Linked DNA regions of Homo sapiens: region 2 is linked to region 1. The links are chromatin contacts, found by Hi-C or POLR2A ChIA-PET in ENCODE. All regions are on one chromosome and are shown on one strand. Each heading gives the region's core, a stretch centred on a gene start or an enhancer-like site at or near the end of the contact. The rest is flanking DNA. Distances are from core to core; before and after follow the strand shown. Region 1 holds the start of TMEM106B (transmembrane protein 106B). Region 2 holds the start of AHR (aryl hydrocarbon receptor).

The links. A loop is a pair of places that touch in the nucleus more often than their neighbours do. ChIA-PET counts read pairs that join two places held with the same protein, here RNA polymerase II (POLR2A). Pooled maps may share reads with other maps.
Region 2: a loop to region 1 is called in a map of CD8-positive, alpha-beta T cell, with 10 times the contacts of the local background. The contact joins the promoter of AHR here to the promoter of TMEM106B in region 1. A Hi-C loop is called at or near these places in 3 of 168 maps with a recorded cell type or tissue (CD4-positive, alpha-beta memory T cell, CD8-positive, alpha-beta T cell and naive thymus-derived CD4-positive, alpha-beta T cell) and 9 of 50 pooled maps. POLR2A ChIA-PET finds 5 or more read pairs at or near these places in 1 of 52 experiments (PC-3).

The regions. Positions count from the first base shown.
Region 1 is chr7:12,208,425-12,214,936 of GRCh38, forward strand. It overlaps TMEM106B (transmembrane protein 106B), which reads left to right and starts at 2,870. Exons shown (of 8, transcript NM_001134232.2): 1 at 2,870-3,001; 2 at 6,385-6,512. The coding sequence starts at 6,387. RefSeq lists enhancers at 2,269-2,418, 2,552-3,070, 2,629-2,678, 3,071-3,587 and a silencer at 2,859-3,168.
Region 2 is chr7:17,294,769-17,301,416 of GRCh38, forward strand. AHR (aryl hydrocarbon receptor) reads left to right here and starts at 3,884. Exons shown (of 11, transcript NM_001621.5): 1 at 3,884-4,561. The coding sequence starts at 4,497. It overlaps LOC101927609 (a long non-coding RNA gene), which reads right to left and starts at 4,552. Exons shown (of 12, transcript XR_007060234.1): 1 at 4,292-4,552; 2 at 398-492. RefSeq lists silencers at 4,159-4,308, 4,359-4,468, 4,509-4,558.

The DNA.
Region 1 (6,512 bases), core at 1,620-4,119:
AAATTAATAAAGACCTCTGCTTTTAAAATAATTGGAATGACAAAGATGTGTCAATAGAGTCAGGAGTTTACTGCCTGTGAATGTAAGTCAGGTGGCACAGCGGGAAATGGTAGTTTTGCTAATGGTAGTTTTGCTATGTATCTGGGGCACTATCTCTGAAAATCAGCCAGACAAACTTCAATCTTTTCAATCCCTGGTTTCCAATGTAACCTATCCAGGTTTCTAACATAATCTGACCAGCATATCAGTGGAAGGGGGTGAGCTGAGAGAGACTTATATATTAACATTTGACAAATTATATGTTTCAAAATAATTATGTTCCTTTTCTGCTTATAATTTTTAACAGCTAATTTCTAGAAAAGTAATTTTTGCAAAATTTTTAGTTATGGCTGACTGCTATTAGGATTTGGGTGATTTACCATTAAAAGAGATAAAAGAGAATTGAAATGAGAGATAAGGCTGTTTTCAAGATTTAGTACAACCTAGAGAAATCCCTTAGCTTCAGCATCATACTAAATATAACCAGAAATCATTAAGAAAGAATGTTCTTCTATTCAAACTTATCCCAGACTGTTAAAATTACTGGCCTTTATATCTGATAGCACCTAGACCACTACTGAACTCGGAACTCAAGAAATCACTGTTAATCAAATAATTGGAAGCTTTTCAGAAAATTTTCCTTTCAAAATGTGCTTCAATGAAAAATAAGGCATAGGAACAAATGTACCAAACATTCAATATCTGTCTTTAAAGTACTTCCTTGTTATATGGATGATAAATTTGTAATCATAATATCTAATATTTACTGATTGCTCTGCAGGTATCAGCTCCCATCCATAACCCTTTGAGACAGACATTATTACTATCTTCATTTTGCAGATAATAAAAATTAGGTATAAAGAAGGCTAAGTATTTTGCCCACTCTTACAGAGATTTTGTATATCTCTGTCAGGCTGGGCTCATTTTCAGGCCATATGGCTCCCAAGGCTGTGTTCCCAACCCTGCTACTGAACTGCTTCTTACAGCAACATTCTCCCAGGAAGACTTATTCCTATGTGAATTCCAGGAATTTGGATAAGGAACTGTGCTATATGGCCAGCACGTTTTAAGTTAAATGATGAGGTTGAGAAAATACTAAATACTCCCTTAAGAATTAAAGAAAAAAGTAACTTTTTCACTTAAGAATAATATATATTACATTATAGAACCATTTGCCTATTTAACAATAATAAAGAAAAAACATCCATGCTCTCAAACTACAGGCAACTGTTTATATTTTGTATATTTCTTTCCATTTCAAGGCAGATATGTAATATATTTATATCTATATGTTATCTATATGTGAATATAGTTTACATCCTATTACAATACCTCATATCCTATACTTTGCATCCTGATTTTAATTTTATATCACTCCGCGTATAACAGCCTTATAAGATGGTTTTTACTGGCTTTATAAAAACTCAATAGATGGCTATTCCATAATTTTAAAAACTCAGTAATTCCAAGGGGAACATCATATCTCCACAGGTGGACTGTCAATAATTTTGAGAAAAATTTTCCCCCATGATTCTGATTTGTTTTAACCAACCTATTAATTTTGAAATTTCAAACAGTGTTAATGGAAGACACCCTGACCCTTCCCTTTGGAAAATATGGGCTAAATAAAAGCGGTTGAAAAATAATGATTTTATCAATGTCCCTTGTTGGACATTCAGTTTATTTAAATGGATACACCTCATACCCAAATCTTTTTAGAGTTCTCATTAGGTTTAGGATACTTCTGAAAGGGTGGAATTGCTGGACCAAACGATGTGAACATTTTAATAGTCTTGATACATACTGACTGTCTGCCAGAAAACTTAGGAGTTTTAAATCTCCGACAACATTGTATGAGAAAGCTCATTATCTCACATATGGATCTACAGTAATCCTCTTAAATTGTATATCGTTCTGACTTGTATTTCCTACTTTTACATAGCTTCATTTCCCAATTCCTGTTAGAATTCCCTGATTCTAACAGGATCACACTGATCCTGTTAGAAGAGAGAAATATATGACTCTCACTTCCTTGCTCCTGTGACTGTAAGAATGCCTACCATTCATTAAACGTTAAACTCTCCGCAGGAATGAGACTAGAGTGCCCTTAATATTATTACCGGCATCTCATTGATCCCTCAAAACGACTCCTTGTCGTTGTTCTTATCTTCTAAGTGAAATGACCTAGACGTTGGGGGAGGGCAGCCCCAACCCACAGCGAAGAGCTTAAGTACTGGGATCCGAGACGGGATTTCACACACCTGTAACTAGCACCAGAGTTAAGGGGTGGGGAGGGGCAGCGTGGGCAAAGCGAAACGAAACCGAGCAAAAACAAAAACTACGGCCTTGCCGCTTGCTGTCTCCTTCTAGTTGGCCAGTTTCTAAATTAAAATAGAGGTAGCTTTGCTGCTGTCAGCGGCGTGTGTACGGACCAGTTTATTCCATTCCTAAGGACCAGACTGTCAGCGACAACTCGCATTGCGTGAGCGAGGAGGCTGCTCAGCTGAAAGCTGAGGCAGATGGTGCACATTTATACCCTTTGCAAAAGGAAATGGTCTGATATGGGAAATAGGAGGAGCGACTGTTCCTAGGTAATTCGTGGCTACAGTGGACACTTTGAAGTCTGGGGGACGCGAAGGTAATGAAACCTGAAGAGCGCACAATCTCACACGATCGACGCCTCTGGGCTCAAACAGGAGGAAGAAGGACGCATGCGTCACGCGCACGCCAGGGGTGTCCCTCCGGGAGCGCTCTGCGCAGGCGCGGACGCAGGTTACAGCAGCGCTTGGCCTCTGCTGATGCCGTCGTTATCCTACCCCTCCCCCGTCCCAGCTCTACGGCGGCCGCGCGCTCCAGGCCGGTCGCTCCACCCCCCGGCTCCCGGGACTGTGGACTCCACGACCCTGTCCTCGGCCCTGTCCGCGCCGAAGCAGCCCGGGACTGCGCAGCGCCCCGCGTGCCGGTGAGCGACCCCGGACGTGCAGTCCCCAGGTCCCCTTCCGGAGCGAGGCTGAGCGGCTGCGCCGCGGCTTGAGCCGGGCCTGACAAGGAGGGGAGGCCGCTGGGGTGCTGGGCCAGCCGCAGGTACGGCGGCGGTCAGGGCTGGTGATCGAGTTGCTGTGTCGCCTCTAATGAGGCCCAGCCAGGGAACACTCGGCTTCGGCCCAAGCCCTACCTCTGGGTTGCCTCTAGGCCCTCACACCTTGAGCGCCAGGTGGCCCTCTTCCTTTTGCTGTTGATGAATGTTCTTGCCGTGGTGCCGGGATCTTATTTTGCAGCTTTACAGAGTAGGCTTTGTGCTAGGTGTTGTTTATGGAGCTTTTCAAAGGCGCTTGTTTCCTTAGTTCTCAAGCCCTTTTAGAACTAAAACCAGTGTCTACACAGAAGATCAGGAGCCATTTAAATTGGAGTGCTGTGATATATTTTTTCTCTCCAAACTGAGTCTGATATCCATGTTGACTTTCAGTAAACTAAGGAACCGCTATAATAAATAACACTGAGCCCACAGAGGTTGCAGAAGAGGGTCTAGCACCCCTTTTTTAAACCATTGAGTCTCCCAAGAATAAAAGTGGTTACACTTGTCAGTTCTCTAAGGAAAATCTAGTAGAGAAGGCAAGGGATTCCCAGTTTCTCACAGAGTCTGGCACTTGTCCAAACACCTACCCTAAAGCAGAATCGATCATGGCAGCTATTAGATTAGGACAGAAAACAGGCTCAAACGGAGAGCCACTTGAGTCTGCCTTTCTGTGTCTTTTTTCTCAACGCGCTCCAGTTAAGATGCAGCTTACAGCCTGGCTGTGTTGACTGAGATCCCAGAAAGAGTGCCCTTAAGGCCTTGCTGATAAGGCCCAATGATCCCAATTCATCTAGTGTTCCGCATAGACCCCAAGGTTACAGTGTGTGGGGACAGTGATGTTAAGTCTTCCCTATCCTACCTGTGGCTGACAGGTGTTGATTAAGACAATGATTTTTTAGAAGTCATAAATCATTTGTATTTTTGATGTGGGCAGTGATTTTTATAAATACATAGTTTTTTTTTTTTGAAAGAGTGAAAATCTCATTTTACATTTGTTTGCATACCATTTGTATAGTTTTTTAAATTCTGTTTATTTGAGTGACAGCAACAAGTGGATGGCATGCGAATTTTATTTATTTTTTTATCTTTGTATTTATTTTGTGTATATTCATGGAGTACAAGTGCCATTTGCTACATTGATACACAACATCCTGGTGAAGTCAGAGCCCTTAGTGCATCCAGCACTGGAGCAACACACATTGTACCCACCAAGCAGGCTCCTATCAGGCATGCCAGTTCTAGAAAGTAAAATTTTCTTCATACTCTAGGATGAACTGACTTACTTGGAATGTCTGTTTTGTTTAATCAAATAAGTGAGAATTTTTGAAAGAAATACTATCTGTCTGAATGTATGTAATCTATTTTTAGGAACCGCTAAAAGACATATCAAATTTAGAAGGAGTATAATTATGTTATTTTTCAGTTTTACTTTTTCACTTTATTTTTTCTCAGGATATAAGCAGGAAAATACCAGCAGGGTGTATTATATGACTGTTAAGTTCTTTTCAGCTTTAAAAGGGTATGACCTTAAGTATAAAGTTACTTCATTATCTACCTGCAGAAGTTATTTTTGTGTAGGCACTAGTACTAATTATTTATTTCTACTTAGATTTTTACATTTGTATTGTTATTTTGATACTCTTATCCTAAAATTTTTGAAGTTAGTGTTCTAAATTTTGCTGCTTTGTATTGGTAACTTATATTTAATATTTTGGAACATTGGCTTCATAATTTTAACTGTCAACTGTTGAATGAAAAAAAAACTGTGATTTTGGAATTTTGGGGCTTTTTATTGTTGTTGCGAGTGTTTAAATGTTTAAAGCAAGAAATTTAAGGATGGAAAAGAGTGGTGATTGTATTTATCACAAAGGTGCGTGAATTTTCAGAGGCTGAAACGTACTACTTTGAAGTTACTTGGTGATATACATCAAATACCTAGTTATCGTCTACCCAAAGCAATTTTTGCCTTTAGTGCTAACTAGTTAAAAGGTAGAATGTATTTTTATTTTATTTTAAGAAAAATGAAACCTGCATGTTTCTTTTCAGAGAACCTGCAGGTGTAGACTTTTGTCAAATGTTAATGTTTGAAAGCCCATTCTCATCATAAGCATGATAGGACATCATTTCACATTATTTGTTTAAAAAAACACTTCTGGACTCTAGTAAATGGCTCCTTTGTTTCAGACATTATTTTGATTGGATATAATCCTAATCCAAAAGGTATAATCCAAAAGGTAGTTTGAACATTCTCTTAATGTTTGTTCTGTAAACCAAAAATAAAATTCTGAGCCCCCCAACTAAGTGGAACCCGCTTCTCTGTCAAGGGCATTCCAAAGTAAACCTAAAAAGGTAGTTCAGGCCATGATGAAAAGGTGGGTGGAGGGGATTGAACATGCCCCGTTGTACCTTCCTCTCTTTGGAATTCAGGCACAACTGACCAGCATCAATTAAAACAGAGATTTGAAGACTAACAAGAGTCTCTTTGTAGCAATAAGATATCAAATCCCAACCTGACTCTAATATAGAATCACTCGACAGATAGCAGGCCCTGAGAGAAATTGAAATATCTTACCCCAAAATATATTTCTTTGAAATGGCCTTGCAAAGCTGTCTCTCGTGGGGAAGATCCACATTCTGTACAGAATCCCCTTTCCTTTCCAGATCTTTTCCTAATTCAGCAGCGATTTAACCAAGAGCCTGGAATATTTTAAGGAGTAATAAGAGACATTTACAAACTATTCTCTCTGAAGCCTGCTACCTGGAGGCATCATCTAGATAATCAGAACCTTGGCTTCCACATCCTCCTCCCTTGTCTTAACTACAAACATTTCTTTCTGCTGACTTCAACTCCTCAGGTAGAGTTTAACCGTTTCAACCAATTGCCATTAGGAAATCTTTAAATCCACCTATGCACCTATGACCTGGACACCCCCCAGCCTTCCACCCCTGCTTCAAAATGTCCTGCTTTTCTGGGCTGAATTAATGTATACCTTACATCTATTGATTTATGCCTCTGCCTGTAATTTCTGTCTCCAAAATGTATAATCAAGCTGTAACCCAACTACCTTGAGGACATTTTCTCAGGACCTGTTGAGACTGTGCCTCAGGCCTTGTTCACTCATTTTTGGCTCCGAATAAATCCCTTCAAATATTTTACAGAGTTTGACTGTTCCTTGACTGTTCTAAATTAATTAGTGTAAATATCTCAGAGTGTTCTTGAATGTACTTTTTTCCCTGAAGTTTACTGTAAGATTTTTATTTTTCTTTAGACATGGGAAAGTCTCTTTCTCATTTGCCTTTGCATTCAAGCAAAGAAGATGCTTATGATGGAGTCACATCTGAAAACATGAGGAATGGACTGGTTAATAGTGAAGTCCATAATGAAGATGGAAGAAAT
Region 2 (6,648 bases), core at 2,634-5,133, 5.1 Mb after region 1:
TAAAAACCTAAATGTTTCTTGCAACAAAGCATTATCCATAAGTGAATAAAAATAATTTTGACTAATAACAAATTATTCCTATCTTGTAGTTTCTTTGTCAGAATTAAGATTAGCATTATCTATTAATTACTTCTCTGTGGCTTCTATGACATTGTTGTATCCAAGCAAGTAAAGAAGACATTAAGCATTTAGAAACAGCCCTTAGATGTCTATGTCTGTTCTTCAGTGTTAGGAGTAAAAGCAAGCAATGTGTAAACTGATTATTTTTAATAAATGAATCAGAACAGTTCAAAGTCAGATAAGTTATACATTTTAGACTGGGGCAGAAGTCACAAGACCCAGATTCTAGGCTATGATTAGCAGGGCACTTGATCTCTCTGGGCCTGAAGTTTCTCACCTGTTAAATGAAGGATTTAGTTATGCCAAAGGTCCCAAACTTTCTCAGTTCACAGCATTCCTAGTGTCTCAGTAATTTTTTCATGGTGTTGCAAGCTAAAAGAAACACCTAACAGTTCCATTTATTAAACAGTTAAACCCAAACTTATGTTTGTCTATCCTAACAACTTAGTAGCTATTTAAAAAATAATATACATTAACATTTTTTATTCTTAATGGGATGTGCACATCTGTTGGGCACTTCATAACTTCTCAAACTTAGGAATAAACTTGGAAACCGCTACCCTCATTCCTGTTCTACAGTAATTTTCCCATAGTCCTTGTGTTTTATTACAGCAATTTACAAAAACACAGCCTCACAAAGATACGATGTCAAAAGGAATGAAGTACAATTTAATGTGTAGAAGTTCTGAACTACCTCAAGATAGTGGTTTGCACGGTGTCCAACTGATGTCACTGTGTTGGCCTTGAAAATTTAAAATATCCCATGATAGTGCCCCTGTGAGTTTGTTGTGGTGCTCCTGGGGTGCCTCAGTACATAGTTTAGGAAGCATGGACTACCCTCTGTAAAATACTTCATATAGCTACAATGTGTGTTGTAAACTGTAAAAGACAATTCTGAGGGCCTGAAGTAAGGAGCTGCAGAATTGAAGAGGAGATTAAAAAGTGATACATGTTCAGTCTGCATGAAATTCCCCTTCCTCCCCAGGTCACCTATAAAATGCCTACCTATGCCTACCTATAAAATGCCTACCTATGCCTCAAAACTCAGCTCAAGCTCCCTCAGGGAGGTTACCAAGTTACCCTTACCAAGTTAAATCCACCTATTATACATTCTCACAGTATTCATTTCACAGTACTTGTCCCAGTTGTAATTATACATTCATTTGTGTAACTATCTGGTTAATTCTTGTCTCTCTCATTAGAATGTAAGCTCTAAGAGGAAAGAACATGTCTGATATCACTACTGTAACCCACAGTGTCTGGTATATTATAGGGGCTAAAATCTTGCTTAGTGAAATGAACTGTGATAGAATAGGTTTAGCATTCATTTTGATTATTTTCCTTTATTCAAGAACAGCTGATATTTATAATAGCATTCCTAAAACATTTTTCTCATACTATTTCGCAGGAGAAAGAAACCCATACACATACAGCTGCATCTGAAACCTCAGAAACTAAGCTCAACCCAATTGATTAAAAGGATGTTCTTTGGATAAGGTAATCAAATGTTCACCGACTCTTATAGCCAAATTAATTATTATGAGATAAAAATCACGTAACTACAAAAAAAAAAACTGCTCACAAAAAAGTTTTTAAATCTTAGCAGATGGACACAAACCATACTTTGAGAACCATGTTCCACAGTGCCAATACAGGAAGTTTCTAGATAATGGCAGCTCATTTTTTAAAAATGGCACTACACTATACTGTATTCACATGCCAGCAAAACTGTTAAGGTAAGTTCATGTCACTATTAAAATAAAATGAATTCTGGGAATTTTGTTGATATTCAATTTTAATCTTAATTATGCAAAGATCTGTTACTTAACTAAGACTATGTAACATAATATAGCATATGACTTCTGGATAATGAAAATAATCCTAAACTTAACCATAAAAAAATAAGGGTATGAAAGTCAAAATAAGGTAGAAAATGACTGCACCAAATAGCCAACAACCTTAAAAAGGGTAGGATTTTTTTAAATCACTAAATTAAGATTGGTTCATTGCATTTAGTACATCTCTTTTATGAAGAGGAGTTATAAGCTACAGAATCAATAAATTATGTTTTGATATAAATTTTTCACCCTTAAAGTTCCTAGCTAGGAGGAAATTATTCTTTTACACTTACACGTTTTAGATAGAATGGCTATAAGTAAGCACAGATAAATGAAGAAATGAAAGAGAAGGGAAAAATAGAGATGGTTGATTCTGCCTCTGCAATTGCTAATTCATAAACATCAAACTTTCCCAGTGTACACTGTCTTCTTTGGGAATTTGCTCCATCTTTTTCCTTAAACTGAAAGGTGGCTTACTGAGGCTATCACTTTCCTAAAGGTCTCCCCAATACTGCCTAATTATTTTCTCTTATCACAGGATACAGGGTGGATGTCCATCTACTTCCTTGTTGTCACTTCCCAGATCACTTTCACTTTATGCTCTTCTAAAATTAAAACAAAGATCATCGACCACAAAACACAATTGTTCTTTTGTAGCTCATGCTAGAATACCCTCTTTGTTACATCTCCTTCATTTTTCTGATCCAAAATTTAGTAGCCTACTATATCTCACCCACTGTCCTTCTTTCCTCCAGCTATGGTAGAGAACTGCTCCTCCAACTTTATGTACATTTGAATCACCTGGGAGTTCCTGTGAACTTCGGGTTCTGATTTAATAAGGACACCCAAAGAGTCTGCATTTCCTGTAACTCTCAAAAGAAGCTGTGGAGTACTCTGAATAGCAAAGCACTGTAAGTGCTGTTTCTGTTAGTATCTAATCTATTAGTCCTAATCTCCCATTTATGCTTTGGCACTCATTCCCTCCTGCTTTCGGTATCTTAATATCTATCATTCCTTCACTCTTCCCTCAGGTTCCCTACATAGTTTATCTCTACCCCCTCTAAGCCGCTCAGTATCGCCCATTAAAGAACTAAACCAAAACTAGAAAACCCTCATTTAACCCTTCACTCCCCCTACATACAATCTGATGTGTCTCTCATCCACAGCTAAACTTGGAAGAAAAATTGCCTGCTTGAGGATGCCATTTTGTTATCTTCAGCTCAATCCTGTACCCACTTCAATGTTATTTGCAGGCCCATTACCCCAACACTGCATTCACGAAAGTCATCAGTGACTACACATTGAGAAAACAAGAATGACATTTTCAGTTCTCAACTAATTTGAATTTCTCAACAGTATTCAATATTGTTAATTACTCCCAATATTTTTCCACATGGTCCTCCATGACACAATACATAATAGTCCCCTTATTATCTATATTCCTGTCTATTGTAAAGACTTCCCCCGCACACCAAAAAAGGTCAAGGAAACTCCTAGCCTTCAAGTCTCAACTCAAATCTGGCCTTCTGAAGCCTTCCCAACTAGGAAAATATACAGTCCCATTGGTTGTCTACCAGTTGTCTACCAGTTAATTGTAATTCTTAGCCACAAGTTAGCTGACCCACCGTCTCTCAAACAGGTGAAGTTAAGCTCAATATTTGGCATATCTTGATATACTTTGTACAGTCTAGCTACAATAAGTTTGCCTATGCACGAAGATGGCTACCGGCGGGGGGGGGCGTCCTTACGTCCTACGTCATCACGTGCCGGGATGAGGGTGGGGCCCTCAAGGAAGACGGAATGGAATCCAGATGGGCGGGGGCAAGCAGGACGGGGCGGGGCTACGCGGGATCTGGGCGGGGCGGGGCCGGTGAGGGGTCGGGGGTGCTCCTGCTATTCAGCCGGTGCGCGCGGCGGCGGGAGGCAGTGGCTGGGGAGTCCCGTCGACGCTCTGTTCCGAGAGCGTGCCCCGGACCGCCAGCTCAGAACAGGGGCAGCCGTGTAGCCGAACGGAAGCTGGGAGCAGCCGGGACTGGTGGCCCGCGCCCGAGCTCCGCAGGCGGGAAGCACCCTGGATTTAGGAAGTCCCGGGAGCAGCGCGGCGGCACCTCCCTCACCCAAGGGGCCGCGGCGACGGTCACGGGGCGCGGCGCCACCGTGAGCGACCCAGGCCAGGATTCTAAATAGACGGCCCAGGCTCCTCCTCCGCCCGGGCCGCCTCACCTGCGGGCATTGCCGCGCCGCCTCCGCCGGTGTAGACGGCACCTGCGCCGCCTTGCTCGCGGGTCTCCGCCCCTCGCCCACCCTCACTGCGCCAGGCCCAGGCAGCTCACCTGTACTGGCGCGGGCTGCGGAAGCCTGCGTGAGCCGAGGCGTTGAGGCGCGGCGCCCACGCCACTGTCCCGAGAGGACGCAGGTGGAGCGGGCGCGGCTTCGCGGAACCCGGCGCCGGCCGCCGCAGTGGTCCCAGCCTACACCGGGTTCCGGGGACCCGGCCGCCAGTGCCCGGGGAGTAGCCGCCGCCGTCGGCTGGGCACCATGAACAGCAGCAGCGCCAACATCACCTACGCCAGTCGCAAGCGGCGGAAGCCGGTGCAGAAAACGTGAGTGTCCCGAGCGCGTCCTCATCGCGGGGGCTGGGCGCTCAGGCACGCGGGTGCGGGAGGCAGCCCCACCCCGCCCCCAAATCCCTGCGATCCTGGGATTAGGTCCATTCCCGGCACTGCCCGTGGAATCGAGGTTTGGAGGCCGGCTGGGAGACAGAGGACTTGGATTCTCCCGTTTTCAATGATTGCATTTTAAAAATTGTCCTCCCACCCATCCTCTTCCCCCGCACCAGTGCATACACACCCTCTCACATTTGCAACTTTGTTCTTTCTGATTTGGTCCTGATTTGTTGACAGCTCTGATCTGCCTTGGGCTAATGGATTAGTTAGTATAAACCTGTCTTGAAATCTCCTTCCACTTTTCATATCCGCATGGGTTAGGTTAGAGGACGGTCTTAATTCTCATTCTTCGTAGAGTTTGGTAAGGCGAGATGTTTTAAAGAGCTAAACACATGCTGACTTTTACGAAGGGGCTGAGTGCCTCTAAAGGTACTTTTTGGTCCCCACCAACTGGCTTTGTGTTGCGCTCATATTTACTTATTTGGCAGCAATTTTGTAGCGCTCATCGTGACCATATCGGTAAAGTGGATAGAAGTGGTAGCAGGTGGGAGTGGATGCAACGGACAGGATACGGTGGAGGATTTGTATTCTTCAGACATCTTTTTCGGAAGCTTGCTTATCACTTTTGGGGTGGCTTTAGGGTCTGTAAAATAAAAGATTTAGAACTGCATTTGAGAGAGGTTTTCATTCTTAACATCTACCTCTAATTCTTTTCCCCTTCAAAGTTTTCTTCTAGTTGAGTGAGTACAAACTTGCTTTTGTCGTTGTCGGTTGATTTTGGTGGAATATTTGTGTGAGATGGCCAATTTTTTGTGTGTGTCAGAAAAAACTATCCGTGCTCAAAACATTTCCTGTTGTGAGGTGGTTGTATTCATGTGTTTATTCCAATTTTTTTATTTCTAGATCTCTGAGTTACTTTACCTACATGTGTTTCAAGTTTTCGTAAACAATTTTAAGAACTCTTAAACGTCTTCTCAGACCAAATCAGAAGTGTGCATTTTGCTTAGACTCCAACTATCACTAATGGGAACCAGAAAAATAACACTTTAAGATTTACATTTAAAACCAGTTATTGGTTTAAAGTTTCATTCTAAAATTTTAGTTTCCTTTCAGAATTTCAGTTATCATAGTTCTTCAGAAGTATACTTATGAATTGGCATTAACAGAGGATAATAATCTATAAATAGACTGATGAAAATTTGGAAGTTTTATGGTACAGTGTGTCTTAAGGGAATATTGTCAAACCAGCAGTTTTCTACCTTGGCAGTTTGAGACATCGGTTATTAATACTTTTAATTTTGTAGAATGGTTTCTTATATTAAAGTATGTTTGTCTTATTTGACATTGTCATTGATGGTTAAAGTTGGGAGGCATCCCAAATGTCTGTTCTATGTGTTTATTAATATAATAATACACTTAGCATCATATATAATAGGGGTGTCATGGGTTTTATGTGTATGGTGAGAAAACATGAAGATCTCCCTGATGTGTTTTTAAGATACTGGGTTTCAGTTAGGGTGTTATCAAAGGACCTGGATGGCTTTGTAAACAAAAACAAATGCCATAATTTTGTATTCATTACACAGTTTAACATTTATGGATTTTGGTTATTTTGCGTAAAATGTACTTTTTATTAGATTATCCTAATATTATACTTACTTAGTTTTTAATATACTTGTATTAATTTCTTATAATATAACAAAAGTATTTTTTCCATTCACCCACATTTTGTTAGCATAGATGTTTATCAGATCTCTGCTGAGCACCGTATATTGCTTCTAATCATACAGATGCCTTAAATATTACCAGCTTGCTCTGTAAGAATAGGCTAGTGCTGGCATTTTCATTATCAAGTGAAAGTGTTTATATAAATTATTTTTACCTGAATGAAAAATTGTTAACTTTATAATGCAGTTAATCAAAGTTTATTTTAGAAATGAAGTCATTAAACCTAGTATTAAATTTGAGTTTTAAAATTAAACTACCAGTTTGTGGCCTAATGAGCCCCAAAACATGCCAACATT